Regions from separate parts of the Homo sapiens genome. Here region 1 is linked to region 2. The links are chromatin loops, found by intact Hi-C in ENCODE. Cell type or tissue: PC-9. All regions are shown on one strand. Links, peaks and the distances in the headings refer to the core of each region. The heading gives the core; the rest is flanking DNA. Region 1 has its middle 150 kb from the start of NDUFV2. Region 2 has its middle 190 kb from the start of GACAT2.

Region 1 (15,449 bases), core at 2,781-10,780, 58 kb before region 2:
TAAACATAGGAAGTAGAGGAAGCAGTTAGATATGCATTCCTCTCAGTTGAACAGAGGGATGATGGCTTTTAGTTCTTGGTTTTTGTTCTCTTTCTGTAGAAGATTAGCTTCTAATTTATTAATACATTGTAGGGTGAAATTCAACAGAACTGTCTTAGGGTAAAGATATTGGGGCTCACAAGAGATTTCCTTGTGAGGAAATTGTGAGGGAAGAATGTAGCCTTTTATCTTGTAGCTATCTATTTAGGAACAAAGTGGAAGGCAGGTTTGCCTGACCGAGTTCCCAGCTTAATGTTTCCCTTTGGCTTAGCGAGTTTGGGGTCCAGAGATTTTATTTTCCTTTCAGATGCCATAGGAAATGTAACAACTGTAGAAACGAGATTTCAGAGCTGGGCCTCTCAAGACCCATTTGACTACAAGGTCAGAGAGAGAATGCTGGTCCTCATAGGCCTGTCCTGAGTCGGCTCTGGACACCTGGAGGCCACAACTGCAAGAGTGAGGGTGAGGTCAGTGACCAGAAGGAAGGTGTCACTAGGGAAAGAGCATGGAACCCTCAATTCCAACAGTAACCCTCAATTCCAACTGTAACCCTTACCAGCCCTGTTATGAACTGGATGCTTGTGTCCTCTGGAAATTCATATCTTGAAATCCTAATCCCCAACGTGATGATCTTAGGAGGAGGATTTGGGGGTAAGTAGGTCATGAAGGTGGAGCCCTCACAAATGAGATTAACACCCTTGTAAGAAGAGACATGAGAACTTGCTCACTCTCAGCTCTTCACTTGTGAAAATGCAATGAGAAGGCATCAATTGCAAACCCAAAAGTGGCCTGGAAAGCCCAAGATCAAGATGTTGGAATATCTGGGATCTGGTGAGGGCTGCTTCCTGGCCATCCCTGGATGTTATTTCCTTAGGACCCTAGTCTATTAGTGGTACCCCAAGCCCTTCACTCGGGCACCCCAAGTAGCCTTGCCATCACCTGATCCTCAGTAAAACCCCTATCCCCAAAAGTTAGGTGTTAGAAAGGAAAGGTATCTGATTGAACGGGTTCACATTCAATAGCTATTAGCTTCAGAGTCCTCTGGGAAATATGCATGTTTTGAAAAAAAGGTGCTCAATAACCAAGATGAATCTCAAATCAGTTGAATTTCAGACAAGATAAAAAGTTCAAAAGGCAGCATTCAGAGAAGCCATCATGGGCCAGGAGTGATGGTTCACACTTATAATTCTAGGACTTTGGGAGGCCAACATGGGAGGTCTACTTGAGGCCAGGAGTTCAAGACCAGCCTGAGTAACATAAAGAGACCCCATCTCTATAAAAATTTAAAAATTTGGGCACAGTGGCTCACACCTGTAATCCCAGCACTTTGGGAGGCTGAGGCGGGCCCATCACGAGGTCAGGAGATCGAGACCATCCTGGCTAACACGGTGAAACCCCATCTGTACTAAAAATACAAAAAAATTAGCCAGGCGTGGTGGTGGGTGCCTGTAGTCCTAGCTACTCGGGAGGCTGAGTCGGGAGAATGGCCTGAACCGGGGAGGCAGAGCTTGCAGTGAGAGGAGATCTCGCCACTGCACTCCAGCCTGGGTGACAGAGCGAGACTCTGTCTCAAAACAAAACAAAAATTTAAAAATGTAAAAACAATTAGTCAGGCATGATGGTGCACACCTGTGATCCTAGCTGCCCAGGAGACTGAGTCAGGAAGATCACTTGAGCCCAAGAGTTCGAGGCTGCAGTGAGCTATGGTCATGCCATGGCTAGAGCTATGATCACTCCAGCCTGGGCAACAGAGCCAGACCCTATCTCAAAAAAGAAAAAAAAAAAAACCCCTACAAAAACAGAGGAACCATCATGACAGTTTCACTTGCGTCCATGTGAAGAGACCACCAAACAGGTTTTGTGTGAGCAACAAGGCTGTTTATTTCACCTGGGTGCAGGCGGGCTGAGTCCGAAAAGAGAGTCAGCAAAGGGAGATAGGGGTGGGGCCGTTTTATAGGATTTGGATAGGTAAAGGAAAATTACAGTCAAAAGGGGTTGTTCTCTGGCTGGCAGTGATGGGGGTCACAAGCTCAGTGGGGGAGCTTTTGAGCCAGGATGAGCCAGGAGAAGGAATTTCACAAGGTAATGTCATCAGTTAAGGCAGAAACGGGCCACTTTCACTTCTTTTGTGATTCTTCAGTTACTTCAGGCCATCTGGATGTATATGTGCAGGTCACAGGAGATATGATGGCTTAGCTTGGGCTCTGAGGCCTGACAGACAGCAGATCCAGTCCTGCCTCAGAGCCTAAAATATGTCATCAATCAGAATATTCTTGCTTTTCACATAGTCCTCTTTTTCTCATCCTTCTCTGAACACTGCATCACCCACCCCGCTTTGATTGCCAGGGCACAGTAGTTGCGCTCTGGCAGGTATAGTAAGAGGGTGCTTGCTGAGCCCTTTGATGGTAGGGGTCATATGAAATTTCTGGATTTGCGCGTCAGGGATTGTCCAGTCTGTCTTCCTCTGGGCAATCATTCCTCTGGGCAATCATTCTCCATCTTTTGGGAGAGAGATATTCCAAATGATGTAATTGCTTGAGTATGGGTGGTCAAAGTCTCAAACCTCACTTTTTCCATCCTGAGATATAGTGTCTTCAGATTTTGAGGGCAATTAATGTACTTTATATGCATCTATATCCACCACAAGGTCTAGAATTTAGTACAGGCTCAAGTAAGTGGATGAAATACTAAAATCTAATAGATATTACTAGTGCTTCTCTCCACCAGGCACATGAAAGACTACATGTCAAACCTCCCTGCCATTAAATGGGGTCATTTGAGTAGTCCTGGCCAATGGACTACAAGAAGTAATATGTGGCCCTGTTGGTCTGAACTATAGATGTGAGCTGTCTGTGCAGGCTCTTCTGTTGCCTAGGCCACTGGCCACATTACAGACAACAAAGCCTCATTTAGCCTGGGTTCCTGAGTGGCTATGTGGAGCAGACTACTCCCCAATACCTGCTCACCTGTGCTGGAGAAATATCATGAGCAAAAATTATACCTTTGTTGAAGGATTCCAGGTCCTGTTTGTTCTGCAGCATAACCTAGCCTGTTCTGACTAATACAGCCAATGGCCACTTAAAGGTAAAGGCAAAGAGGCTGCATATTTTGTAAAAATCATAAGTGCTCTTGAGGATATTTTGTTGTCTAAACTTTGGTTATTGTGAGACTTCACTCTGTGAGTCACGAAGGATCTAAAGTTTAACAGCCCCTTGGAAGAAAGTTACTCAATCTGCAGAGTCTTCCTGGTGTGAGCTGAAAGGCATGCTGCCCTGCAGTGATCGTGAGTCAGTTCCCTGGCTGCACCACCAGCTAGAAGAAGTCCAGATATCAAGGGGATATGCAGGACACTCTGACAACCGCTTCACGGCATCCTACTCACATCCTTGGAACCACATTCTCGATTGATCTGTGCATAAATGTTTGAAAAGCATTTTATTTCATTTTTTGGTTTTGAAATAAGGAGTTGACGTTTGCAGGAATGAGCACCATATGTGCCTTGTCATTTCTCCTCAGCAGGGCAAGGCCGTCCTACTGCATGATGCCGTCTACTTTAGCAACCTCCTGGGAAACCTTGTTTTTCATCCATGGACAGCATTTGGCCAGAGACCGCAAGCAGAAGGCATAGAGATGGGAAGAGTCCATTTTTTGGCAGTGTCTCCAAATTCACCTCACCAAAAATTCCAATTATTTTTGGTTTCTGCGTTGGCAATGAATTTTGCTAGGATGGGTACCATATGTTCTAGTGTTTCTGAAACCATTCCAGTTTTTACTATTTTACTTGTCTCTGTAATACAGCAAAATGCCCCAGAAATTTCAATATTTTAGTATACAAACTACATCTATCCAACAACTTTTCACTCTAGGAAGCAATACAAAAATTCATTTTGAGAGCCTGTGCCTCAGTGTTTTGTTGAAACTAACGCACTTCACCTTCACATACCACAAACTATATGATGATATGGTTTATTTCTTTCCCAGCAAATTCTGGTCAAAAGGGCAGCGTATCAAGTTACCTTAGTCTGGAGCATCCATTTTAGAATGTGATCTCCCTGGGTCACTTAGTGCTGTAATCTGTTCTTTAACAGAAAAGTATCTGCCCAGTTTACCATTAATTAGCATATTTTAAGAGTTTTATGAGATGAACATTTCAGGCGTGAAATATCACTTCGCCTCTGAGCAGCTGGGTCGGAAGTGTGTGCCACCTCTCATTTCTGCCCAGTGACTGGGTGTGTTCATGGTTTCAGGCTGATGGTCCCGTCCACTCCAGCACAATGCTTAGCCCAGGAAGAGTAGGCCATGGGGCTCAGTGCAGGGTCCAAAGTGCATAGTGAAGACCGACTGCTCATCACCATCCCCTAGGGTTCTGTCCCAAGTGTTGAAGTACTGTCATTAAAGATTCATCCTCAGGTTGAAAGCTTAAGCCCTGCGAAAAGCCAAGTGCCCCAGGGAACCCCTCATATTAAATCATGGACTGTGAACCCCTTGGTTTGAGTGCACTAACGAGCTCCTTCCCAAAGCACATCCTCTAAGAAGGAGCCCTGGAAAGAATGGAGCTGGGCCAAGGCAGGAGGGTTTTCCAGAGAAGAGTGGAGAAGGGCAGATGAGCAGGGCGGTGCAGGGGTGCAGCAGGATAGGACAGGGGCTTCCAGGTGGAGAGTTTGTGGTCCTGAAATGCAAGAGACTAAGGGAAAGGACCTTTGTTGAGCTCTTATTCCATGCCAGCGACTACACAAAATGGTTTCTATGTATTTTTATCTGCTTTGGTTTCCTCTGTCCCCTGGGAAGTTAAGTACATGTTTCCTTTGCAGGTGAAGACTGCACCAGTCAAGGTGGTTAAGTGACTTCCTGTATGGCAGATGCAACTGACAGCAGTAACTTAAGCACACCCTGAGAATGACCCTGTGGTCTAAGAAGAATGTGTGTCTGGGAGTGGCCAACCCAGAGACTCACTCCTTATCTATGAGGGACATCCGAACCCCTGGTCCATTCCTTGGAACACAGGTGTACAGGGGATTGAAGCCTTTGTTTTGGTTTAAACAGAGGTTGATAGATGGAGGGTGGGAAGTGAAAATTGCCATATAAACTGCATGCTTTTTCAAACAATAGCAGTTCTCATGTCTAGCCCCCCGTTCCTGGACTGCCCCGTATGTGGGTCCTCAATCAACAGTCTGGTCTACTAGCTCTGGATCTCTTCTTCAGCCTCTCGGACAGGGCACCATCCCTATTGGAATCAACAGGGGTCCAGCACAACACTTCCCCAGAATCATACAGCTGGGGTGTAATGGAGCCATGATCTGAACCCAAGTCTACTTCTAAAACACTTACTGTCCCACCAACTAAATTGGCCTGGGCCTCTAAGTCAACTCTAATAGAGTTGGGATGAGTTGCTTCTCACTAGACCTATTGCTTCTTTCTAGAACTTCTGTCCCTGAAGGGGCAGAAGGGAAGCATTACCAGGCACCTGGAATTGTGTTGGCCACTATCTTAGTCTGTTCCTGCTGCTATAACAAAATGCCTGAGGCTGGGTCATTTATAAAGAACAGAAACTTACATCTCACAGTTCTGGAGGCTGGAAGTCCAATGTTAAGGCACCAGCTGGTTCAGTATCTGGTGAGGGCTGTTCTCTGCTTCAGGTGGTAAACCTACCACCACGTTGAGGATTAGGTTCCAACACCTGCATTTTGGAGGGAGGGACACAGTCATTCACACCATAGCACCACCTTCACATATCCCATACAATCCTCACATCAACCCAGCAAAGCAAGGACTATTATCCTTATGTTTACTTATTGTATCCATTTTTTTATGCTGCATAACAAATTACCGTAAACTCAATGGCTTAAAACAACACACATTTATTATGTTTCTGTGGGGCAGGTGTCTGGGCACAGCCTAGCTGGGTCCTCAGCAAAACTGCAATCAGGGTCCTGACCAGGGCTGCGTTCTCATCTCGAGACTCCCATGGGTAAGGGTCTCCATCCAAACTCACCAAGGCTGTGGAAAGATGTAGACCTCAGGGTAGCTGGCTTCTTCAAATCTTTCAAACAGACCAAGTCTTATATAACTACATAATCCTGAGAGTCACACTGCATCACGTTGGTCATATTCTGTTGGTTAGGAGCAAGTCACAGGGGTCATGGGGCCACCTTAAAGTCTATGCAATACACATACGCACATGTGCAGAAACTTAACCTCAGCTAGATGCTCATTTCTTTCAGTGCAGTTAGATGTCATGACGGGATGGAGATGGCGTGATGCTGAGGAAACTTTGACTGTGGTGTTCCTTATGTGCATGTCCTTTTCCAAGGCCTGGGGAGGGGCCCGTGGGTGGACCTAAGTTTTGTCCCTGAAGCTTGTGCATATATGCAAAATAACAAACATAAAAACTGCTAGGGCCCCTCCCAGGGCTTACAGGTGACAGGCCTTACAGCTTAGGTTTCTTGGTAAATCTGCCCCCTGTGGACGTGTCATCACTATTATTCGAATTTCTCTGGGGTATCATTTAGTCTATTACAGGATCTGGAAAATAGCAATCATTCAAAAGACTGCACATCCCTAAGTCAGCAGCGGCACTCTCTCAGTGCGACCTCTTCTCCCGCAGTTTGCTTCCCGCACCTCCCCCCTCCTCTGCCACGCTGGCTCTTGGTGCCACCTGGTTGGGAGTGGTGCCGCGGCCTCTGTTTCTCCCACTCCCTCAGCCCTCACCTTTCTGTTTTCTTCTCAAACCAGCTAGGTGTTCACAGAACCAACTCCCAAGCTCATTTTTTCTTAGTGTTGTACCCATCTGGCAAAAACCCCATCCCAGATGAGACAAGAAGTATCATATATGTGTGTCTGTGTGTCCGTGTGTGGGGGTCTGTGTCTGTGTTTCTGTGTGTATGTGTGTTTGTGTGTCTGTGTTTCTGTGTGTCTGTGTCTGTGTGTGTGTGTGTGTGTGTGTGTGTGCATACTTTCTCTCTGCTCCAGGAGAGCCACACCCCAGCGCGCAGGTCCTGCCATGCTCAGGGGGTGTGATATTCCCCCCTCGCTGTGTCTGTGGCCCCCCTCGCCCTCTCACTCTCCAGAGGACCCATCGCGCTGTCCCTCTCCTGGCTCTCAGCTGCCCGCTCCTCCTCCTCCCTCTCAGCCGATGACTGAGCATCCCACTTCACAGAGAAAATAGAAGCTACCAGATGGCTGTGCCTGTCTTTCTCCTACCGTGTCTGCGAGCCCGCTTTCACCCTCCACATCCTTGCCTTCCTCTGGGGAGAAGTGGCTAACTCCACACCAGGCTCACTCTCCACCTGCGCTCTGGGCCTCCCTGCCCCACCCCTGCTGCCTTCTCGGAAATCTCACTGTATGGATTAGCCCTTTTCCCCTTTGAATGATCTATTTTATCTTTATATCTACCCCCTCCCCCCGCAAAGGACTTTCTCATCGGTTTTTAGACATCTGGAAACCAAACCAATCAGAGTCAAAGGAGAGGAAGGGAAATTGACTCTGAGTTGTCCCTCCACACCCCTCACCCCTGCAGCTCCGCCCTGTCTCTTTCCACCTCTACACAGCCAAGTTTCTGGAAACACTTGATAATAGGCACTGTCTTCGTTTTCTCACTTTATATTCATTCTTCAAGGACTCCACTTCTGTGATGCATTGGTTCAGCTTTGTTTAGGTGTCCTGTCATTACTAAATTCCGGAAAGGTTCGTTGTCTCTTTCAGCCTCATCTGACACTGCCAGCCTAACCACTCCCTCTTTCAAACACTGGCCTTCCTTGCCTTCTGAGGAAGATACTGTGGGCTGACTCATTCAGCATTCATTCTATTCCTGCTTTGCATACCTTCCTGGCAGTGGAGAGAAAGCTAAAAATGACATTTTCCATATTCCCTCTCCACTGTTTCCAGTTGAGGTTTCAATTCCACCCATCAGGCGCCCTCTCTGGGACTGTCATTTGAAACTGAGATGCTGGGCAGGGAGGCAGGGCTGGAGGCATCACTTTTTGCTGCTGTGCATCGCAGCAGGGCAGGAAGGTTCTCCAGCCAAGAGCAGGGATGTAGCTTCCAGATCGATGACTCCCTGATGATGGCAGAGGCAGCAGCTCCTCTGACACTTATTCCTGGAAGCTCAGCCTAGCCTCTGTGTCCTTGCTTTTCCCAACAATTCTATGAATTGCTAGTGACTTTAAATACATGTCTTTTATTTAAATTAGCTAGAGTGTATTCTGTTGTCTGAGACAGCATTGATCAAAGCAATGACCGTAACACAGCACTACCTTCCTCTTCTTGAGCCTCATGGCTCCTCCTCCTATTGGTGGCTTTCCGTCTGGCCATGTATTGAAGCAGTCCTCATGGCCCCGTCCTCACCTCCTTCCTTGTCTTCTTGTCTTTTCTCCTACGCTCGACATTCCTATCCATATTCATGCTGCAGTCAGCACTAGATAAAATGATGCAGGGATGCTACGTCCAGCCAAACCACCTTTCTGTAGGCCACTCAATTTGTGGCAATTTGTTAGGGCAGCAATGGAAAACTAATACACTGGTAGAAACTAAGTGTTTAAGAAACCAATGTATTGGTTTTCTATTGCTGCCCTAACAAATTGCCACTAATTTAGTAGTTTAAAACGATATCCATCGTTATCTCACAGTTTTGTAGGTTCAAAGGGTGGGTGCAGTGGGGCTCAGCTGGGTCCTCTGCCTAGAGTCTCACAAAGCTGAAATCAAGCTGTCAGCAGGGGAGCATTCCATTCGAGGCTCTGCGGGTGAATCTCTGCCAAGCTCACTCAGGTTGTTGGTAGCATTTGGTTCTTTGTGGCTGAAGGACTGAGGTCCCTGTTTCTTTACTGGCTGTCAGCCAGGGCCTTTCACAGCTCCTTAAGGCCATCTGCATTCCTTGTCACGTTGCCCTTTCCTTCTTCAAACCACCGATGGTGTATTGAGTCTTTCTCATGCTATGAATCTCTCTGGCTTCACCTTCTGCCTTTTTTTTTTGAAACGGAGTCTTCCCAGGCTGGAGTGCAGTGGCGCAATCTCAGCTCACAGCAAGCTCTGCCTCCTGGGTTCACGCCATTCTCCTGCTTCAGCCTCCCAAGTAGCTGGGACTACAGGTGCCTGCCACCACGCCTGGCTAATTTTTTGTATTTTTAATAGAGACAGGGTTTCACCATGTTGGCCAGGATGGTCTTGATCTCCTGACCTCATGATCTGCCCGCCTCGGCCTCCCAAAGTGCTGGGATTACAGGTGTGAGCCACCACGCCCAGCCTCCTTCTGCCTTTTTTTCTGATTGCAGTTGGAGAAATTTCTTTGCTTTTTTGTGTTTTTGCTTTCTTTTTTTTTGAGACAGAGTTTCACTCTGTCGCCCAGGCTGGAGTGCAGTGGTGCAATCTTGGCTCAGTGAAACCTCTGCCTCCTGGGTTCAAGGGATTCTTGTGCCTTAGCCTCCCAAGTAGCTGGGATTACAGGTGCCCAGCACCACAGTCAGCTAATTTCTGTATTTTTAGTACAGATGGGGTTTTGTCATGTTGGCCAGGCTGGTCTCGAGCTCCTGGCCTCAAGTGATCCTCCCGCCTTAGCCTCCCAAAGTGCTGGGATTACAGGTGTGAGTCATCGTGCCCTGCCTGTTTTTGCTTTCTTAATTCCTTTTTTTTTCTTTTTTTTGCAATTTTTTTATTGAGACAAAAACTCACATAACATAAAATGCATCATTTTAAAGTGTACAATCCCATGGATTTTAGTATATTCACAATGTCGTGCAACCGTCACCATTGTCTAATTCCAAATCATTTCTATCACTGCAAGAGGAAACCATGGAAACCGTAAGCAGTCACTTTTCCCCTCTGCCTGTTCCCTGGCAACCACTCATCTATTTTCCATCTCTTCGAGTTTGCCTATTTTGGACATTTCACTTGAATGGAATCATTCGCTATGTGACCTTCACTCTCTGGCCTCTTTCACTTAGCATAATGTTTTTAAGGTTCATCCCTGTTGCAGCATGAATCAGCACTCCCTTCTTTTTTATAACTGAATAATATTCCATTGTATGGATGTACCACAGTTTGTTGATTCATTCATCGGTTGATGGTTATTTGGGTTGTTTATATTTTTGGCTATTGTGAATAATGTGGCTATGAACATTCATGTGCAGATATTCGTGTGAACATACATTTTCAATTTTTTTGAGTATATATGTAGGAATTGAATTGCTGGGTGCTATGGTAACTTCATGTTCAACTTTTTGAGGAACTGCCAAACTGCTTAAACTGTTTTTAACAGTGGTTGCATCATTTTACATTCTTCCCAGCAATGTATGAGGGTTCCATTTCTCTACATTCTTGCCAACATTTATTATTTTCCTTTAAAAAAAATTACAGTCATCCTAGTGGCATCTCACTGTGGTAGTGAAGTGGTATCTCACTGTGGTTTTAATGTGCCTTTCTCTAGTGAGTAATAACATAAGCATCTTCTCATGTGCTTGCTGACCATTTGTGTAGCTTCTTTGGAGAAATGTCTATTCAAGGCTTTCACCCTATTTTTGAATGGATTTTTGTCTTTCTATTTCTGAGTTGCAAAAGTTCTTTGTATATTCAGGATACATAGTTTCCAGTAAGTGTTGTTCAATAATTCAATAATGAGCTATTATTGTAACCATAATAGGTTTGTTGCCTGATGCGCACAGCAAGTCAATATGCCAAGACATCAGTTTGCAGCAGAGGAAGAGGTTTAATTACAGAGCCACCTACTAAGGAGATGGGAAGGAACCTTAAATCCAACTCCATGAAGAGTTTTGGACTAGGGTTTTTAAGGGTTTGGAGTGGGACAAAATGTGGAGATTATTGATTGGCTGAAGAGTGCAGGGTGAAGTCATGGGACAAGGAGAGGAAGAAGCTGTGTTCTCTTGCTGATTCCATTCCTCCGTGGGGTCTTCACACTGGTTGGTGTCAGCTGTTTCACTGGAATTTGGGCTCTGAGAAACATCTTAAGCAATCCTTAAACGAAGACTTTATGATTCTAATGTCAGTGATCCTGTCTATAGGAACAATGGGGATGCAAATCAATTCCTAGGCAGTCTTAGGACATTAATGTCAGCAATCCTGTCTGTGGGAGCAATGGGGATGCCAGTGGTCAGTACCTAGTGCCGAGTGACTTTCAGCAGCAAGGAAGTGGGCCAGAGTGCAGCCTGATTAATGCTTAATTACAATTATATTTCTGTCTAGAACCCAGCGTGCAATCCTTGTGAACCTGTGAGGACAGTGTCATTATGTTGCAGTTGTTGCTAGTGTCTGGATAGAGACAAAATTCCTTAAGGGTGCCTATGAGACCCTGTGTGGCCTGGTCCCTTCCTCTCCCTCAGACTTCACCTGTCATTGTCCCCCATGCTCTGTGTGCCCCATCTGGGCTCATCTTCTTCCACGCCCTCATACACCCCATGACCTTGGCCTGGATTTTCCTTCTCTTTCCTCTTCTTCACCTGGTAAACTCTCAACACTCTTCAAATCTCAGTTTAAGTGCCACTTCCTCAGGATATCCTCTCTGTGCTCCCTGACTAGGCCAACTGCTTTAGGCACTCATGCACGGTGCGCGGCGCCTCATCACAGCTGCAATTTTACATTCGTTTGTGTAATTATTTAATGTACCAGTGTCTCCCTCGCTAGGCTGGAAACTCACCAAATACCTCTAGCCTCTAGCACAGTGACTGGCATTGAACTAGATTCACAGTAAATACTTGTTGACCAAATGTAAATTCTTGTAGAATCCAAAAGCATTAGGACACTAGATCAATCATTTAGTCTACCCCTGTCTCATGTGGAGATGAATGAAGACCACCCAAATGAGAATGAGCAAAGGCTCTTTAGTCAGAGCTCGCAAGGGAGTCGGCCACCATCACTTGCACTTTGGCAGAGATTCAAAGGCAGGCAGAGATTCAAAGGCAGGCAGAGAGGTGGAAAAGCTTTCTAGTAGAAAAAGGAAGGCTCGGCCAGGCGCAGTGGTTCCCGCCTATAATTCCAACACTTTGGGAGGCTGATACAGGTGGATCACTTGAGGCCAGGAGTTCGAGACCAGCCTGTCCAACATGGCAAAACCCTGTCTCTCCTAAAAGTATAAAAATTAGCTAAGTGTGATGGAGTGTGCCTGTAATCCCAGTTACTTGGGAGGCTGAGACACAAGAATTGCTTGAGGCTGGGAGGCGGAGGTTGCAATGAGCCAAGACTGCGCATTGCACTGCAGCCTAGGCAACATGTAAAAGGATGGCTTCAGATTGGAAGCTGTCATCACGGGGAAGCTGTAAGTGGCTCAGTAGGAGTAGGTCATCCCATGCGATTGGTTAGGGGTGCATATTTTACTTTCTCTGATTGTTCCTAAGTTGGAAGCAGGGACAAAAAGTAGGGAAGCTGCCAGTTAAGTATTAAGTCTTGAACATTTGGGGCCAATTGTTACAGGGTGATTGTCCAGCTTGGGTTGTTTGCTAGACAGAGTGATCCGACTTCCTCTAAGGGTGACTGGTAGATAGTAGGTTGGCTTCCTGAGCTGGTCACTGCAGATTGTGGGTCAGAGTTCTATTTTTATATGTGGTCTGGCTGTTGTCCATTTTTCTGTTCACTCTCTCACTCATATACACAGGAAAGAGGATACAGCAAGGATGTTAACAGACTTGTCCAAGTTCACACAGCTTGCTAAGAATGAGTCTGGGACCTCTGTCTAGTAATGTACACCTTATCCTGCCACCTCTTCCCACTCACCTGAAGGCAATCTGTGCCTAGGATGCAAATGACCAATTTCTGTCCTGCAACCTCTGAACCAAGGACCGAGAGTCTTTTACAGTACCCTTAAAATTGGCCGGGCACCATGGCTCACGCCTGTAATTAACTTTGAGAGGCCGAGGCGGGTAGATCCCTTGAGGTCATGAGTTTGAGACCAGACTAAGCAACATGGTGCAGATTTTGTCTCTACTAAAAATACAAAAATTAGCCAGGCGTGGTGGTGGGCGCTTGTAATCCTAGCTACTTGGGAGGCTGAGACAGGAGAATCCGTTGAACCCGGGAGGCGGAGGTTGCAGTGAGCCGAGTTTGTGCCATTGCACTCCAGCCTGGGTAACAAGAGTGAAACTCCACCTCAAGAAAAAAAAAATTGTGGATAAACTGTAAAATAAGAATCTTAAAGGTTGATAATGTGGTCCTACTCTTACGAAAAGCTTCACATGTTCCCTTGACAAGTGAGTTAGCCTTCCCCTTTCCCTGGTGTGGTGAGAGGGTGCGGCCCACTCATTCCAGTGCCCTGCTTCCCTTTCTTTAAGCATGTGAGACTCAAGCTAGCTGACACGCGGGGCCTGCTGGGCACGTACGCCCCTCTGGAAGGTAATTGTGCCAGACATGGGAATAGAGAACTATAATTTTTAGACCTGGGAAGGATCATTTTTAGCTTCAGGGAATTTCTCAAGGAAGCTCTTGTCTGGAATGTAGGCTGACCGAAAGATGAGTGTATTGGAAATCTGAGTCCCTGTGATTATCATCAGAGTACGAGTATCTCCTCGGTAGCCCCTGTGGCGTAGGCGTCCCCTGTATAAACCACATCACTGGCCCATCCTCGGGCTGTGTTATGGAGCTCAGTGGGGAGCAGTGAAGGCGTCGAGGGAGGAGGCCCTGCAGGACCCTCAAGGGTGTGCCCAGGACACAGCCAGGCCTCTGCTGGCAACATGGCAACATCAACCTGGTCTGGCTTGCACTAAGGCCCAGTGGAGACAAAACACCTCCAGAACTATTAATATTCTCATTTTAAAGTAAATATTCTTTTAAATTTTATTTTAAATTATAATTTAATTTATTATATACAAATATATAAATACAAACATACACAAATATACAATTTTAAAATAAATATTTTAAATAAAAATACTATCAGCTAATCTAAACATATTTAAATGAATTATGCTATCAAAAAGAAGTTTTCTAGCATAAGGAAAGAAGTTAGCAATATTGCAGGAGCGTTGATGTGTAGTTTTAGCCCGAGTAACAAAGAGAACAAAAGATAAAAGAAGCCAAATGCTGCTTTGCATGATAATGGGCCAGACGCTTAGACACGTGGGGGTAGACACTGTTTTTCTTAAACCATCTATTATGGAAAATTTTCAAAAGTGCACATTCTTCAGAATGTTTTAGAGCAAATCCTGTAAATCATGTCTTTTCACCTATAAATATTTCACTGCCTATCTTTTTAACAGATGAATACTTCTAAAAGGTAACAAAAATACCATTGTCACACTAAAAAAAAAATCAACAATAATTTCTTAATACCATCTAAACCTCAGGCAATGTTTATACTCTACAGATTGTCTCAAAACTGTTTTATCAGGGTTAGTTTGTTTGAATCATGCACCAAACAAGATCCATGTGTTGCATTTAGTTAATGTGTCAGTAGGCCCTTTTGAGCCAAGGAAAACGTTTTCTTACATTAGATTGACACCGAGGATGAAACTCAAATACCTCTGAGAGTCAGGCAGTAACTGTAAATGAGTGAAGTTAGTTTTTAAAAAAGTCTTTAATTACAGGCATGCTTTGCCTATTAAACACCTAGGAATACATTTCACTTCCAAAGAAATCTGAGGAAAACATTTTCTTATATTAGGTTGATACCAAGGATGGAAACTCAAATATCTCTGAGAGTCAGACAGTAACTGTAAATGAGTGAAGTGAGTTATAAAAAAATAGTCTAATTACAGGCATGCTTTGCATATTAAACATCTAGGAATACACTTCACTTCCAAACTCCCCATTTCATGTCTTGGTCTATTCTTTTTTCTTTTTCTTTTTTTTTGAGACAGAGTCTTGCTCTGTCACCCAGGCTGGAGTGCAGTGTCACAATCTCGGCTCACTGCAACCAACCCCCCACCCCCCTCCCCCGGGTTCAAGCAATTCTCCTGTCTCAGCCTCCCGAGTAGCTGGGACTACAGATGCATGCCACCATGCCAGGCTAATTTTTAAATTTTTAGTAGAGATGGGGTTTCACCATGTTGGCCAAGCTGGTCTCGAACTCCTGACCTCAGGTGATCCACTGCCTTGACCTCCCAAAGTGCTGGGATTATAGGCGTGAGCCACCGCACCTGGCCTATTTTTGGTTTTGAGTAAGATGAGGATGCAAGAATTATCTTATTTTCCTGATAATGCTGCTGATAGTTAAGAAGCACGAAGATGAGAACTGATCACTTGGGTGGGTGGACCGTCCCTGCTGTGGTGGAGCAGAGGCGTCCTCTTGGAAATATCTGTGCCCACGTCCATGTCTACTACCACAGCCTTCAGAAACGCTGGCCCCACGTGCCCAGGTCTTCTCGGTCTTCCAGAGAAGCTGAAAATCCAGATATTGAGGGGAGGGCTCCTGAATATAAACTCTGACAACTGATTAAAATGAAAAGTGATCTGGAAACGCCCACTTGGCATCTTCC
Region 2 (15,449 bases), core at 4,878-12,877:
CTCCAGGGAATGGGGGAAAGCTGGTAGCAATAGGCTTCACCCAGCTCCTACACAGCTGGCAAGGTCAGTCTTGCTCCTGCTATGCCCCACTAACAGCACCAAGTTTATCTCCAGGCAGCCTGCTTGCAGGACTCAGACCTTGCTCCTGGCTATAAGCTTCCCTGCTGAGAAAGCAAGCATTGCTTTCAGGGTTCTTTCCTCCCTGTCTACCCATACTGTCAGCTGTGGTTCCTGCGCTCCTTTCTGTAGTGGTTCCCATTCACCCCCCGGATTGTGCTCAAGCAAGTTTGCCCTGGTCAAAATTATTACAAAGTTCAGTTGGGAGCTTTTTTCATCCTGTGACCCCTCCCAGATTCTGCTGGCTGCCTTCCCCAAGGGCCCCTATGACATAGAGTCAGGGATGGCTTCCCTGGGCTAGAGCTGGAGAGTGGGAGTGCCTAGAAGGCTCCTCCTGCGACTGCTTCTACATTTATGTTTCACACTAAATCTGCTTCAGCTCTAGGTAAGGTTAAATCTTTCTCCTGTAATCTGGATTTTCGGATTCCCCAGTGGGGATGTGTGTTCAGAGGCAGGTTTTCCCCCTCTCATGCTTTGAGGACTCACAGTTTTTTATGTGTCTTTCAGAATTTGCAGCAGTGAGCTATTTATTTCAAAGGATCTGTGAATTCTTTCAGTTTTCCTAGTATGTTCCTGCAGTGATTCTTGCAGCAAAAGTCCACAGTGTGAGTCTCCACATGCTGTTTTGTCTGTTCCACAAATCTGTCTAATTTTAATCAGTTTGACCATAAGGCAAGATTCTCACAAACCTTTTATAACCCTTTACAATTTTCTGTGAAAGAGCAGATTAGTGTTTTATGATAACCCTGTTGTGCTTTTATTTCAATGTTCAATTTATGTAAAAACTAAGTAATACCCATTTAACTTTAACCAACATAAGAACAGTAAACTTTTAGAGAAGTTACAGGCAAGGAAAAAGACTTTGATTTTCTAGGGGTAGGAGCTTGGAAGAAGACAAATAAATGGCAGCCAAAGGTTGGTTAGTAAAGCATTCTTCATATATCATCTCCAGGCCAATAAGAGTCCAAAATTGTCTTCAGTGGTTAAATTTTGTTCTCTGCAGTAGAAGTGGTTGGTGGCCAGTACACCTTTTGTCTTTGTAAATCTATGTTTTGATTTTAGGCAAATAGAGGGAGAGCAGGAAGCTTTCCTGTAACTGCTTCTTCCTAACTGCCTTCAGCTCAGCAATCCTTCATACTTTGGGGTGGCATGTTCTGGTCTGCCCCAGTGTGGGGTCAGACTGCCTAGGTCCAAGTCTCCATTGCATCTCTCGCTAGCTCTGTGTCCCTGGGAAAATTACTTGACATTTTCTCACTTGTAAATTGGGATTCATAATCCTGAATCTTCTCTGGAGAGTAGTTTTGGAAATTTGATGAGGTGACACAGAAAGTCTGGGCACACTGCTTGGCGTGGAGTAAATATGCAGTAGATCAGTTATTCCCATCAATCAAGCAAATTCCTCATCACTCCTTCCTGCCTGGCTTTTGCTCATGATTTCTTAGACCTGAGGCTTCCTCTTCAGACTCTTGGTGGAGAAATGGCACGCCTCTCCCTGCCAAGCAGCTGTTCAGGTTCCAGTGGCAGATGGCCAGCATCTTCATGTCATTAGCATCTGACAGCCTTTGTGAACCGCAGTGGCCAAGGCCTGCCTTGACCAGTAAGGCCCAAAGCATCAAACCCAGGGCTCCATGTCAACTCCTGCATGATGGATGGGTCCTCCTGGGGAGGGAGAGGGCTCCCCCGGTGGCAGGGCCAATTCAAGTTTCTGAGAGTCTTGTTCTCTATGCTGCCAGCCTTCCTTCTGGAGGCCTCCCAGCCTTGAGCCTGTCTCATCTTTACCTGTCAAGAGAAATTGAGTCAACAAACATATATGAGCACCTACCACACGCCGAACCCTATGCTCAGCGCCAAAGACACAAAACCAAAACAATAGTCTGTCTTTGAGTTGCTCACAATCTAGTGAACGCGATGCCTAGACCGCAAGATAGTGAAGACAGTCAGTGATACAAATTGCGTGGAATTATCATAGACGGAATGGGCACTCCTGCCACATTTAGGGCTGACTCTACTTCCAGCACTGTTCTTGGGAGATCTTATGTCATTGAGTCCTCACCACGTGGCTCTGATGTAGGTACTAATATCCTCACTTTATGGATGGGGAAGCGGCAACCTGGGGGGATTAATGGCCTGATCAAGGTCACCCAGCCTGAATGATTGTAGTGGGAGTTGAAATTTATGCAGCACACTTAGATGTGCAACACCAACACACCTCTATTATTTCTGTCAGAGCTCATCTGGATCTGGGTGAGATTCTTGCTGATGGGACAAACTTAAATGTGTCCTTTAAATGTATCTCTACTTCTTCCAGCCTTTTGCAGTTTAAAACAGTCAATTTGAAATGCAACTCCCTACCTAGCCTCTTTCCTCCATCTTTCTCCTCCTTCCAAAGATGCATCTGAGTTTAAGGAAGAACTTACACTTCCTCCTGACATGTTTTTCTCTTTTGGCTCCAACTGACCCTGGTACTGAAGTGATGGTCTGTGGTCTCTGCTCTTATATGGGTGGCCTCACCTGATTTTTTTTGTGTGTTGTTGTTGTTGTTTTTGTTGTTGTTTTGAGACAGGGTCTGCTCTGTCACCCAGGTTGGTATGCAGTGGTGCAATCATTGCTGACTGCAGCCTTGAATTTCAGGACTCAAGCAATTCCCTTGCCTCAGCCTCCTAAGTAGCTGGGACTATATAGGTGCACGCCACCACATCTGGCTAATTTCTTAGTATTTTTTGTAGAGACAAGGTCTTGATATGCTGCTCAGGCTGTTCTTGAACTCCTGGACTCAAGCAATCTTCCTGCCTTGGCTTACCAAAGTGCTGGGATTACAGGTGTGAGTCATCGCACCTGGCCCCCACGTGATTCTTTTGGTAGCCGTGCAGGCCCTGGGCACTGATATATCTGAAGCTGATCTATAATAATTTGGGATCTGGTTTCTCAGCACAGAGTCTGGGGCTTTTATAACTCACCTGTCTGACTCTACCCCACCTCAGCTCTTGGGGAGCTGCAGGTCTTCCCAGCCTCAGCCCTGACCTCCATCTGACCCTAGTGGTGGGGACTGCCTTGCTCCTAGTCAGCTCACCCTTATGCATGAGCCCCATGGCAGGCTCCTCAGCAATCTGTGAGGCGCCCCCAAAAGTCAGTAAGACTATCTGGACCCCAAACTGTCTAGTTCAAGTCAGCCTGTAAGAGTAGTTTAAAAAACCCTTTTTATATCCCAAAGTCTGAATTACTTGATTGCTGTCTCACGACAGGCTCCAGAAAGTCAGCCTTGACTTTCTGGTTCAAAACAGATCAAGGACTGTTCTAGGCAGTACCTGCTCATTCTTTTTATTTGAGTGAAATCCCTCACGGCTGAGCTTCTTCAGTGGTGTAAAGCAAAGTGGTGAGTGATGATAGAAACATCAGGAGACACATCTAAGACACGGCTATCCCGTGGCATGCAGCAGAAGCTGCTGTGCCATTTGTGTGTATGTGCTATTCACCATGCCATAGCCCTCTCAGTATGCATGGCTGTTCTGGGAACACAGAGGAGACGTGGGGTGGTGAGCAGGGAGACACCAGGAAAAGGGAACTTCTAACTCTGACTTTTTCTTTTCTTGAGACAGGCTCTCGCTCTGTCACCCAGGCTGCAGTGCAGCGTTGCCATCATAACTCACTGTAACCTCAAACTCCTGGCACAGTGATAATCCCACCTCAGCCTCTCCAGTAGCTGAGAAAGGTGTATGCCACCGTGCCCAGCTAATTAAAAAAAAGATTTTTTTGTGTGTGTGTAGAGATGGGGGTTTCACTGTGCTGCCTGGACTGATCTTAAACTCCTGGCCTGAAGCAATCTTTCCACTTCAGCCTCCCAAAGTGCTGGGATTACAGGTTTGAGCCACCACACCCAGCCCTAGCTTGGTCTTATAGGTAAGGAGTTAAGCTAATTAATTATGAGTGGGATAGTGTTGGGAGTAAAGGAGGCAGCATGAGAAATAGAAATATGAGAGTACAGGACAATTTGTGGAATGACATCTGTTCATTCATTTATTTAACAAGTTTTTTTTCCAGAAAGCCATCATTGCTAGGCCTGGGGATGGATTATCCCAGTCATCTCAGCTTTAAACTTAATGAGTTTCTCCCTTTTCCTCCAGGGGGCCACTGGGCAACTCTGTGGATGGTGGTACAGTCATTGTTATGAGGACCACAGGAGTGGAGAGGGCATGGGGGAAATGATTATTTCCAATGTGGGCAAGCGGAATTTGTGATGCTAGTGGGCAACAAGACAGACATGCCTAGTACATTTCTGATGAAATTGGTCTGGATCTGTGTCTCAGTTGTCTATTTCTGGGTAACAAACCACCTCACAACTCAGTGGTCTAAAGCAAACAATGTCTTATTATCTCTCATGATTCTGACTGAGCTCAGCTGTGTGGTTCTTCTGTTTCATGTGAGGCCAGGGGCTTGCTTGGGCTGAAGAGGTCCAAGAGGATTAACCCACATGCAGCCTTGGAGGGAACAGCTGGAGCTCCACCGGGCCTCTTCTCCCTCCCTGTCTCTCTTTCTCTCCCACTCTCTCTCCCTCCAGTCTTGGGACTTCTCCATATGACTTTTCACATGGTAGTTAAAAGCTCCTAAAGGCATGTGATCCAAGAAATGAGAAGCAGATGCTGCCAAGCCTCTTAAGGTTGGGCCTGGAATTGGCATGGTAAGATTTCTACCACATTCTCTTGGTTGATGTGAGTCACAGGCCAGCTGGGATTCAGTGTGGGAGAGGACTCTCCAAGGCATGAATATCAGAAAGTGTGGTTCCCTGGAGGTCATCTTTGTAGGGTAGCTATATGTAATTAAACTTGAAAATAGTATTCTTCATTTTTTTTTTTTTTTGAGACTGAGTCTTGATGTGTTGCCAGGCTGGAGTGCAGTGGTGCAATCTCAGTTCACTGCAACCTCCGCCTCCAGGGTTCAAGTGATTCTCCTGCCTCAGCCTTCCGAGTAGCTGGGACTACAGGTGTGCACCACCATGCCCAGCTAATTTTTGTATTTTTAGTACAGACGGGGTTTCACCATGTTGGCCAGGATGATGTCAATCTCTTGACCTCATGATCTGCCTGTCTTGGCCTCCCAAACTGCTGGGATTACAGGAGTGAGCCACTGAACCTGGCCTCCTCATTCTTTGAATCCATCACCAAATATTTCAGAGCTTGTATCTCAGCTAAGCCTGTTAGTAAAGTTGCTTTGATTAGTTTAAGTATTCCCTGAACAGTCTCCTCATCTCTGTCTAGTCCATGGGCAACTCAAGTGAATTCCTGATGGTATAATTGCAAACAGATCTTTAACTTGGAACCAAAGTGAGGGAGTGTATTAGTCTGTCCTTGCACTGCTATAAATAAATACCTGAAACTGGATAATTTATAAAGAAAGGTTTAATTGGCTCATGGTTCTGCAGGCTGCATAGGAAGCATGGCTGGAGAGGCCTCAGGAAACTTACAATCATGGCGGAAGGCAAAGGTGAAGTAGGTGCATCTTACATGGCTGGAGGAGGAAGAGAGAAAAGGGGGGAGGTGCTATACAATTTTAAACAACCAGATCTTCTGAGAACTTACTTGCTATTACAAGACCAGCAAGGGGGAAATGTACCTCCATGATCCAGTCACCTCCCACCAGGCCCCTCCTCCAACACTGGGGATTACATTTCAACATGAGATTTGGGTGGGGAGACAAATCCAAACCATATCAGGGAGTGAATGTTCTCAGTCTGCAAATACATTCGTTATACTGTGATGAGGAGGGTAGACCGGGACCCTGTCAGGTCCTCAGAACCTTGGAGAGTGGCTGTCCCATTCAGCTCTACAAGATGATGGCTGAATTGCTAATTTTGGAGTGGAAAGAAGAACGCTTTCATGTTCAGTTACTATCTGTCACTGGAATTCTATCACAGACTTCAGTTTTGGGCTTTGTGGGTTTTTAGGGTCATCTGCAGATATGTATTGAAGTATTCAATAGCATAGGCAGAAAGTAACACAGTCTTCATATTATTAAATACATTGTATTATTAATATCATGCTTCTTTGAGAATTTGTAAAAGTGAGAATTTTGCTGTGTATTTCCCATGGTAAAGATAAAGTGAGATAAAAACTCTCAATACACTGCAATTATTACTCAAAAAATAAATAAACATGTACTGTGTAGGAGTTCTTGTCCTCTCTTGCATGTTTTTTAACTTCAGGTTTGAACCCTGAATCACATTTTCTTGCTACTTAGGAGGACCCATCAGCCAATTTAAGAATGATCCAATTTCTCTCAATTGGCAATATCTCTAGATATAACACATACCACGCAGTCTTTGAATTCCATGAACACAGAATCAATGCTGACCATTTTTCTGCTATACTGCCCCACATTTTTTTTCATCTATAAAATATGAGTTAAAATTTATCTTAAAATAATAGTTGGAATAAATGAGCAAGTGAAAAGCACTTTGAAAATATATAGCACAAAACAACTGCACCACTAGCTATTATTACTATTCCTCAAAATATGTAGTATTTCTAGTCCTGTTGTCTATACTTCTTTCACCTTTCTAAGAGGTGTTGGGAAATTTATTCTTAACACTGAGATTATTAAGGCACAGCTATTATTCCCCCTTCTTGTGGCAATAAAGGACATATTATTTCAGCTATAGCTAACTTATAAAAATGTTCAGTTACTCATGTCTTAGCCCGAGTGAACATACATTATTATGCTACATTCTTTACTATTTGTAAAATAGTTGTCAGCTACAAATGCATTATCCTACACATTGAAGTTAATGATGGAAAAATGCTGCTGTCACAGAAAATTGGATTGTGAAAGTAGATAAATGCTCAGGTGCTTATTTTTAAAATAGCAAGCATTCATCTTGTGATAGTATTGGCTTCCAGTAGCTTTATCTCCATTACATAAGTGCCAGGCAGGCAATTATTATCCTGGAAGAGTGTGAGGACTTGTTATTTCATCAGCACATAAAGAGTCTTCCTACTAGATGCCATATATGGTCTGAAGTCCTGGACTCCAATCCAACCTCTTCATTTAAACACTTTTAAATTTGTATATTTTAAAATATAAACAATGATCCAAAATTCAGACACTTCAAAAAGGCATATAATGAAACGTCCCCCTTCCCTCCTCTCCTCCAGCCACACAGGGCCCCACCTTGAAGTCAAATGATGTTAATGGTTTCTTGTGTATATCTGAGATATTTTGTGCATATATAGACATAGATCTGTATATCTATCTTCCTTATTGCCCCCTGTTATGGACTGAATTTGTATTCCCCAAATTCTTATGCTGAAGCCGTAATCCCCAGTATGTCCTGCATTTGGAGATAGGGCCTTTAAAGAGATACTTAAGGTAAAGTGAAGTCATTTGGGTGGGCCCTAGGCCAATATGGTGTCCTTATAAGAGGAGGAGATGAAGACAAACACATGCAGAGGGAAAACCACATGAAGATACAAAGAGAAGATGGCCGTCTGCAAGCCAAGACAAGGGGCTCCAGGAAAAACCAAACTTGCTGACACCCTGATCTTGGATTTCTAGCTTTCAGAGTTGAGAGAAAATTTCTGTTGTTTAAGCCACCCAGTCTGTAATATTTGTTATGGCAGCCCTAGCAGACTAATATGCCTCTGCTATTTTTTTTTAATTTTTAATTTTTACAAACTAGTAGCATACAATGCCCACTTTGCTGGACCCCTCTTTTTCACTTACTATATTTTTCACGAAGTACATAAAAGCTTCCCTCTTCATTTATTGTTATGGATATATGAATTATTTTTATTATATGGTTGTAGCATAACTATTTGACCATTCTCCTACTGATGAACATTTAGAATATTTCCGATATTTTACTACTAGAAACAATACTGTCATAAATAATTTGTATATGAATAATTTTACACACGAGCAAGCATACCCGTAGAATCAGTTTCTAAAACTAACACCACTGCGTATAAGGACATCTGCAGTAATATTTTGGGTTTAAAAAAATTTTTTTTAATTTTTTATTTTTTGAGACAGAATCTCATTCTGTTGCCCTGGCTGGAGTGCAGTGGTGCAATCTCAGCTCACAGCAACCTCTGCCTACCAGGTTCAAGCGATTCTCCTGCCTCAGCCTCCCAAGCAGCTGGGATTACAGGCGCCCGCAACCACGCTTGGTCATATATATATATATATATTTTTGTATTTTTAGTAGAGACGAGGTTTCATTATGTTAGACAGGTTGGTCTCGAACTCCTGACTCTGGTGATCCGCCCACCTCCGCCTCCCAAAGTGCTGGGATTGCAGGCATGAACCACTGCATCTGGCTTGCAGTAATATTTTGATAGTTATTGCCAAATTGCCCTTCCTGGAGGACATACAGACTTATACTTACACCAGAAAGAATGAGAGTGCCTACTTCCTACATCTTCCACACACAGTTTGTTATTGAACTTTTTGATTTTTACTAATCTGGTAAAAATTTTGCATGTCAGGAAGTATCATTTTGCAGTTTTCTCATTGTGGTGATGTTGAACATCTTTTTGTAAGTTTAAAAGACATTTATATCTCATTTTTTGATTAAGCTTCTTTTTCCACTGGGCTTTTCATCTTTTTGTATTGTAGATGTTCTTTTTTTTTTTTCTTTTATTTTTATTTTGAAACAGGGTCTTGCTCTGTCACCCAGCCTGGAGTGCAGTGAGGTGATCATAGCTCACTGCAGCCTTGACCTCCCTGGCTCAAGCAATCCTCCCATCTCAGCCTCCTGAGTAGCTAGAACTACAGGTGCACGCCATTATGCCTGGCCAATTTTAAAACAATTCTTTGTAGGGATGAGGTCTCACAATGTTGCCCACGTTAGTTTTGAACTCCTCGGCTCAAGTGATCCTCCTGCCTTGGCCTCCCAAAGTACTGATGTTCTTTATTTGTTAGAAAAATTAGTCATTTTCAGTGATATGAGTTGCAAACATTTCCCCCAGTTTGTACTGGTCTTTTTACATTACTTCTGAGGAGGCTGTGTAGAAAATTTTGAGTTTAATATTATCAACTTTATCAGTCCTTTTTAAAACAGTGCAATGGCCTCTGACAATAAGCACCCAGAGTGAGGATAAACTTCCTGGGGACCTCGGGACCCCTGAACTTGCTTGCAGCTGATGTCTGAAATGAGGCTCACTTCAGGCATCAGCTGCAAGTTCAGGGGTCCCCAGGCCACCTTCACTCCTGACCAACTGGTTACAAGTTCGGGGTTCCCACGATCCTCTCAAGTTTGATAATTCACTAGAATGACTAACAGAATTCAGGGAAGAGCTATATGATTTAAAAAATTACAGTTTTATTATCACAAAAAGATTACGAATAAGAACCAATCAAAAGAAGAGACAGATAGGTAGAGGTCTGGGAGGGTCCTAGATGGGAAGTTTCTGGTGTCCTCTCCCTGCAGAGATGGGATGCATCATCCTCCGAGCACATCGGTGTGTACAATATGCAGAGTACTGTCAACTAGGATACACACTTGAGCTTCAAGTTCAGAGTTTTTTTGGGTTTCATTATGTGTGCATGATTGATTGAAACACTAGTCACCCTCTGAACTCAGTCTCCAGTCACCCCTCTTCCCTCCCTGGAGATCAGGCTGATATCACTTGGCTCAAATTCCAACCCTCTAATGACATAATTGGTCTCTCTCTCAGTGGCCAGCCTCTGTCTCGAGTCATCTCTTAGAAACTGTCGAAGAGCCTCCTATGAGTCACCTTATTAGAATAAACTATGAGGGCATACCATGAATAACAAAGACATTCCTATCACCCAGGAAATTCCAAGAAGTTAGAGATTAACTCACAGGAACCAGGAACCAGGGACAAAGCCCAATAAATTCTTTATTACTCAGGATACAGATTCTGGATTTTGTTTCATACATAGAAAGCACTTCCTTTTCTAAGATTATTATAAAAACAAATTACCCCATGATTTCCTCTAGTACCTGAATGATTCAATTTTTTTCCAACATAAAAGTGTGATTATAGATTCAAATCGTTTTCTTTTTTTCTTTCTTTCTTTCTTTCTTTTTTTTTTTGAGACAGGGTCTTGCTCTGTTGCACAGGCTGGAATACAGTGGTGTTATCATAGTTGACTGTAGCATTGAGCTCCTGGGCTCGAGCAATCCTCCCATCTCTGCCTCCTGAGTAGCTGGAACTATAGGCATGTGCCACCATGCCTGGCTAATTAAAAAAAATTTTTTTTGTAGAGATGGGGTCTCCCTATGTTGCCCGGGCTGCAAATTGTTTTCTTGATAATTGTCCCCTAACCATTTGTTGAATAAACTATTTTTCTTCTACTGATTGAAATGCTAACCTTAGCCTATACTAAATTTCCGTATGTATATGGATCTATTTCTCAACTTTATAATGTGTTCAATTGCATTTTTAAATGTTTATACCACATTATTATAATTTTATAATTTATTATTTCAAATTAATATTAATAGTAAATTTCTTAAACTTCTAAAAAACTTTTTTTGGAAATAGATTTAAAATCAAATACCAATTAGAGGTGGTAAGACACAAATGTAGCTGTCAGAGGAGTAGACAGTATCCTATTGATCTGGTTTGTCAGCTGGTTAGCAGGTTAGCATAGGGATTGTTCCAATGAATTCACTTACTTTATTGCCAGAATTGAAGAAAACTTATAAAACTGTGCTGCATTTATTTGTGTTTTACAAGCAGTTATTCAGAATCAAATGGAAATTTTTCACTGCATTGGAAATAGCCTGGCCAAATCCTCAAATTCCACAGAAGCAGTTTAGGTGTTTGGTCTTCTCAATGGTCAGCTTTTGGATGAGTTGGGCACTTGTTTTCCTCAATGACCACCTCCTGTACATCTTGACCTGGAGACAAACTACTCAGTTTCTCCCAGCAGCATTAACTGGGCCTCACTCTGTTCTTGAACAAGATGAGTTCAAGTCAGCCAGTGCAACCAGATCCAGTGTAGACAGAATCTGGTTCTTTGATCATCAACCCTGGGAGGAACTATCATCTTCATACTAGTCTTTTCCTTCAGACTGGGCAAAGAACATTTGTGGAATAGACCACATATTTGTGGCTCTCACTGGTAAAAATGTAGCTTTGTAAGCTTGCCTGAGAACAGAGCATGAATGTCAGATCCTGGCTCAGCTGCACTGCCTAACTTGGGGAGTTTTAGAAGTTACGCATCAGCAAAAAAATGTCCTGATCTGACAGCTTTGAAGAGAGTAGTGGTTCTCCCTGCTTGGAGTTTGAGATCTGAGAACGGACAGACTGCCTCCTCAAGTGGGTCCCTGACCCCTGAGTAGCCTAACTGGGAGACACCTCCCAGCAGGGGCTGACTGACACCTCATACAGCCGGGTGCACCTCTGAGATGAAGCTTCCAGAGGAATGATCAGGCAACATCTGCTGTTCTGCAAAATTTACTGTTCTGCTGCCTCCGCTGGTGATACCCAGGCAAACAGGGTCTGGAGTGGACCTCCAGTAAACTCCAACGGACCTGCAGCTGAGGGTCCTGACTGTTAGAAGGAAAACTAACAAACAGAAAGGACATCCACACCAAAATCCCATCTGTACGTCACCACCATCAAAGACCAAAGGTAGATAAAATCACAAAGATGGGTAGAAACCAGAGCAGAAAAGCTGAAAATTCTAAAAATCAGAGCACCTCTTCTCCTCCAAAGGAACGCAGCTCCTCGCCAGCAATGGAACAAAGCTGGATGGAGGAAGACTTTGACGGGTAGAGAGAAGAAGGCTTCAGACGATCAGTAATAATAAACTTCTCCAAGCTAAAAGAGGATGTTCAAACCCATTGCAAAGAAGCTAAAAACATTGAAAAAAGATTAGATGAATGGCTAACTAGAATAACCAACGCAGAGAAGTCCTTAAATGACCTGATGGAGCTGAAAACCATGGCACGAGAACTACGTGACACATGCAAAAGCTTCAGTAGCCGGTTTGATCAAGTGGAAGAAAGGGTATCAGTGATTGAAGATCAAATGAATGAAATGAAGCAAGAAGAGACGTTTAGAGAAAAAAGAGTAAAAGGAAATGAACAAAGCCTCCAAGAATTATGAGACTATGTGAAAAGACCAAATCTACGTCTGATTGGTGTACTTGAAAGTGACAGGGAGAATGGAACCAAGTTGGAAAACACTCTTCAGGATATTATCCAGGAGAACTTCCCCAACCTAGCAAGGCAGGCCAACATTCAAATTTAGGAAATACAGAGAACGCCACAAAGATACTCCTCGAGAAGAGCAACTCCAAGACACATAATTGTCAGATTCACCAAAGTTGAAATGAAGGAAAAAATGTTAAGGGCAGCCAGAGAGAAAGGTCGGGTTACCCACAAAGGGAAGCCCATCAGACTAACAGGGAATCTCTCAGCAGAAACTCTATGAGTCAGAAGAGAGTGGGGGCCAATATTCAACATTCTTAAAGAAAAGAATTTTCAACCCAGAATTTCATATCCAGCCAAACTAAGCTTCATAAGTGAAGGAGAAATAAAATGCTTTACAGACAAACAAATGCTGAGAGATTTTGTCACCACTAGGCCTGCCTTACAAGAGCTCCTGAAGGAATCACTAAACATGGAAAGGAACAACTGGTACCAGCCACTGCAAAAACATGCCAAATTGTAAAGACCATCAATGCTAGGAAGAAACTGCAGCAACTAACAAGCAAAATAACCAGCTAACATCATAATGACAGGATCAAATTCACACATAACAATATTAACCTTAAATGTAAATGGGCTAAATTCTCCAATTAAAAGACACAGACTGGCAAATTGGATAACGAGTCAAGACCCATCAGTGTGCTGTATTCAGGAGACCCATCTCACATGCAGAGACACGTATAGGCTCAAAATAAAGGGATGGAGGAAGATCTACCAACCAAATGGAAAACAAAGGCAGGGGTTGCAATTCTAGTCTCTGATAAAACAGACTTTAAACCAACAAAAATCAAAAGAGACAAAGAAGGCCATTACATAATGATAAAGGGATCAATTCAACAAGAAGAGCTAACTATCCTAAATATATATGCACCCAATACAGGAGCACCCAGATTCATAAAGCAAGTCCTTAGAGACTGACAAAGTGACTTAGACTCTCACACAATAATAATGGGAGACTTTAACACCCCACTGTCAACATTACACAGATCAACGAGACAGAAAGTTAACAAGGATATCCAGGAATTGAACTCAGCTCTGCACCAAGTGGACCTAATAGACATCTACAGAACTCTCCACCCCAAATCAACAGAATATACATTCTTCTCAACACCACATCACACTTATTCTAAAATTGACCACATAGTTGGAAGTAAAGCACTCCTCAGCAAATGTAAAAGAACGGAAGTTATAACAAACTGCCTCTCAGACCACAGTGCAATCAAACTAGAACTCAGGATTAAGAAACTCAATCAAAACCACTCAACTACATGGAAACTGAACAACCTGCTCCTGAATGACTACTGGGTACATAACGAAATGAAGGCAGGAAAAAAGATGTTCTTTGAAACCAATGAGAACAAAGACACAACATACCAGAATCTCTGGGGCACATTTAAAGCAGTGTGTAGATGGAAATTTATAGTACTGAATGCCCACAAGAGAAAGTATGAAAGATCTAAAATTGACACCCTAACATCACAATTAAAAGAACTAGAGAAGCAAGAGCAAACACATTCAAAAGCTAGCAGAAGGCAAGAAATAACTAAGATCAGAGCAGAACTGAAGGAAATAGAGACACAAAAAACCTTCAAAAAATCAATGAATCCAGGAGCTGGTTTTTTGAAAAGATCAACAAAATTGATAGGCCTCTAGCTTGCTAATGGCCTAATAAAGAAGAAAAGAGAGAAGAATCAAATAGATGCAATAAAAAATGATAAAGGGGATATCACCACCGATCTCACAGAAATACTAACTACCATCAGAGAATGCTATAAACACCTATACGCAAATAAACTAGAAAATCTAGAAGAAATGGATAAATTCCTTGACACATACACCCTCCCAAGACTAAACCAGGAAGAAGTTGAATCCCTGAATAGACCAATAAAAGGTTCTAAAATTGAGGCAATAATTAATAGCCTATCAACCAAAAAAAGTCCAAGACCAGGCGGATTCAAAGCTGAATTCTACCAGAGATACAAGGAGGAGCTGGTACCATTCCTTCTGAAACTATTTCAATCAACAGGAAAAGAGGGAATCCTCCCTAATTCTTTTTATGAGGTCAACGTCATCCTGATACCAAAGCCTGGCAGAGACACAACAAAAAAAGAGAATTTTAGACCAATATCCCTGACGAACATCGATACAAAAATCCTCAATAAAATACTGGCAAACTGAATCCAGCAGCACATCATAAAGCTTATCCACCATGATCAAGTTGGCTTCATCCCTGGGATGCAAGGCTGGTTCAACATACACAAATCAATAAACGTAATCCATCATATAAACAGAACCAAAGACAAAAACCACATGATTATCTCAATAGATGCAGAAAAGGCTTTTGACAAATTTCAACAGCTCTTCAGGCTAAAAACTCTCAATAAACTAGGTATTCATGGGACTTATCTCAAAATAATGAGAGCTATTTATGACAAACCCACAGCCAATATCATACTGAATGGGCAAAAACTGGAAGTGCTCCCTTTGAAAACTGGCACAAGACAGGGATGCCCTCTCTCACCACTCCTATTCGACATAGTGTTGGAAGTTCTGGCCAGGGCAATCAGGCAAGAGAAAGAAAGAAAGGGTATTCAATTAGGAAAAGAGAAAGTCAAATTGTCCCTGTTTGCAGATGACATGATTGTATATTTAGAAAACCCCATCATCTCAGTCCAAGATCTCCTTAAGCTGATAAGCAACTTCAGCAAAGTCTCAGGATACAAAATCAATGTGCAAAAATCACAAGCATTCCTGTACACCAATAACAGACAAACAGAGAGTCAAATCATGAGTGAAGTCCCATTCACAATTGCTTCAAAGAGAATAAAATACCTAGGAATCCAACTTACAAGGGATGTGAAGGACCTCTTCAAGGAGAACAACAAACTACTGCTCAACAAAATAAAAGAGGGCACAAACAAATGGAAGAACATTCCATGCTCACAGATAGGAAGAATCAATATTGTGAAAATGGCCATACTGCCCAAGGTGATTTATAGATTCAATGACATCCCCATCAAGCTACCAATGACTTTCTTCACAGAATTGGAAAAAACTACTTTAAAGTTCATATGGAACCAAAAAAGAGCTCACATTACCAAGTCAGTCCTAAGCCAAAAGAACAAAGCTGGAGGCATCATGCTACCTGATTTCA

What was found. Hi-C counts contacts between places; a loop is a spot of excess contacts. Peaks named below come from ENCODE experiments on the same cell type or tissue, not always from the same donor. Only the 100,000 strongest peaks of a DNase experiment are listed, where the experiment ranks them.
Region 1: it touches region 2 in a loop (6-fold over the local background); 7 of 110 quality-filtered maps call a loop at or near these places.

Annotation. Positions count from the first base shown.
Region 1 is chr18:8,941,172-8,956,620 of GRCh38, reverse strand. No RefSeq gene overlaps it. Among named protein-coding and RNA genes, the nearest start is that of NDUFV2, 150 kb to the left of the region's middle. RefSeq lists an enhancer at 7,232-8,004. In PC-9, for the core only: no CTCF peak of the experiment used is centred there; DNase peaks (open chromatin) are centred at 3,240, 7,720 and 10,460; H3K27ac peaks cover 1,669 bases.
Region 2 is chr18:8,885,483-8,900,931 of GRCh38, reverse strand. No RefSeq gene overlaps it. Among named protein-coding and RNA genes, the nearest start is that of GACAT2, 190 kb to the right of the region's middle. In PC-9, for the core only: no CTCF peak of the experiment used is centred there; a DNase peak (open chromatin) is centred at 9,801; H3K27ac peaks cover 1,187 bases.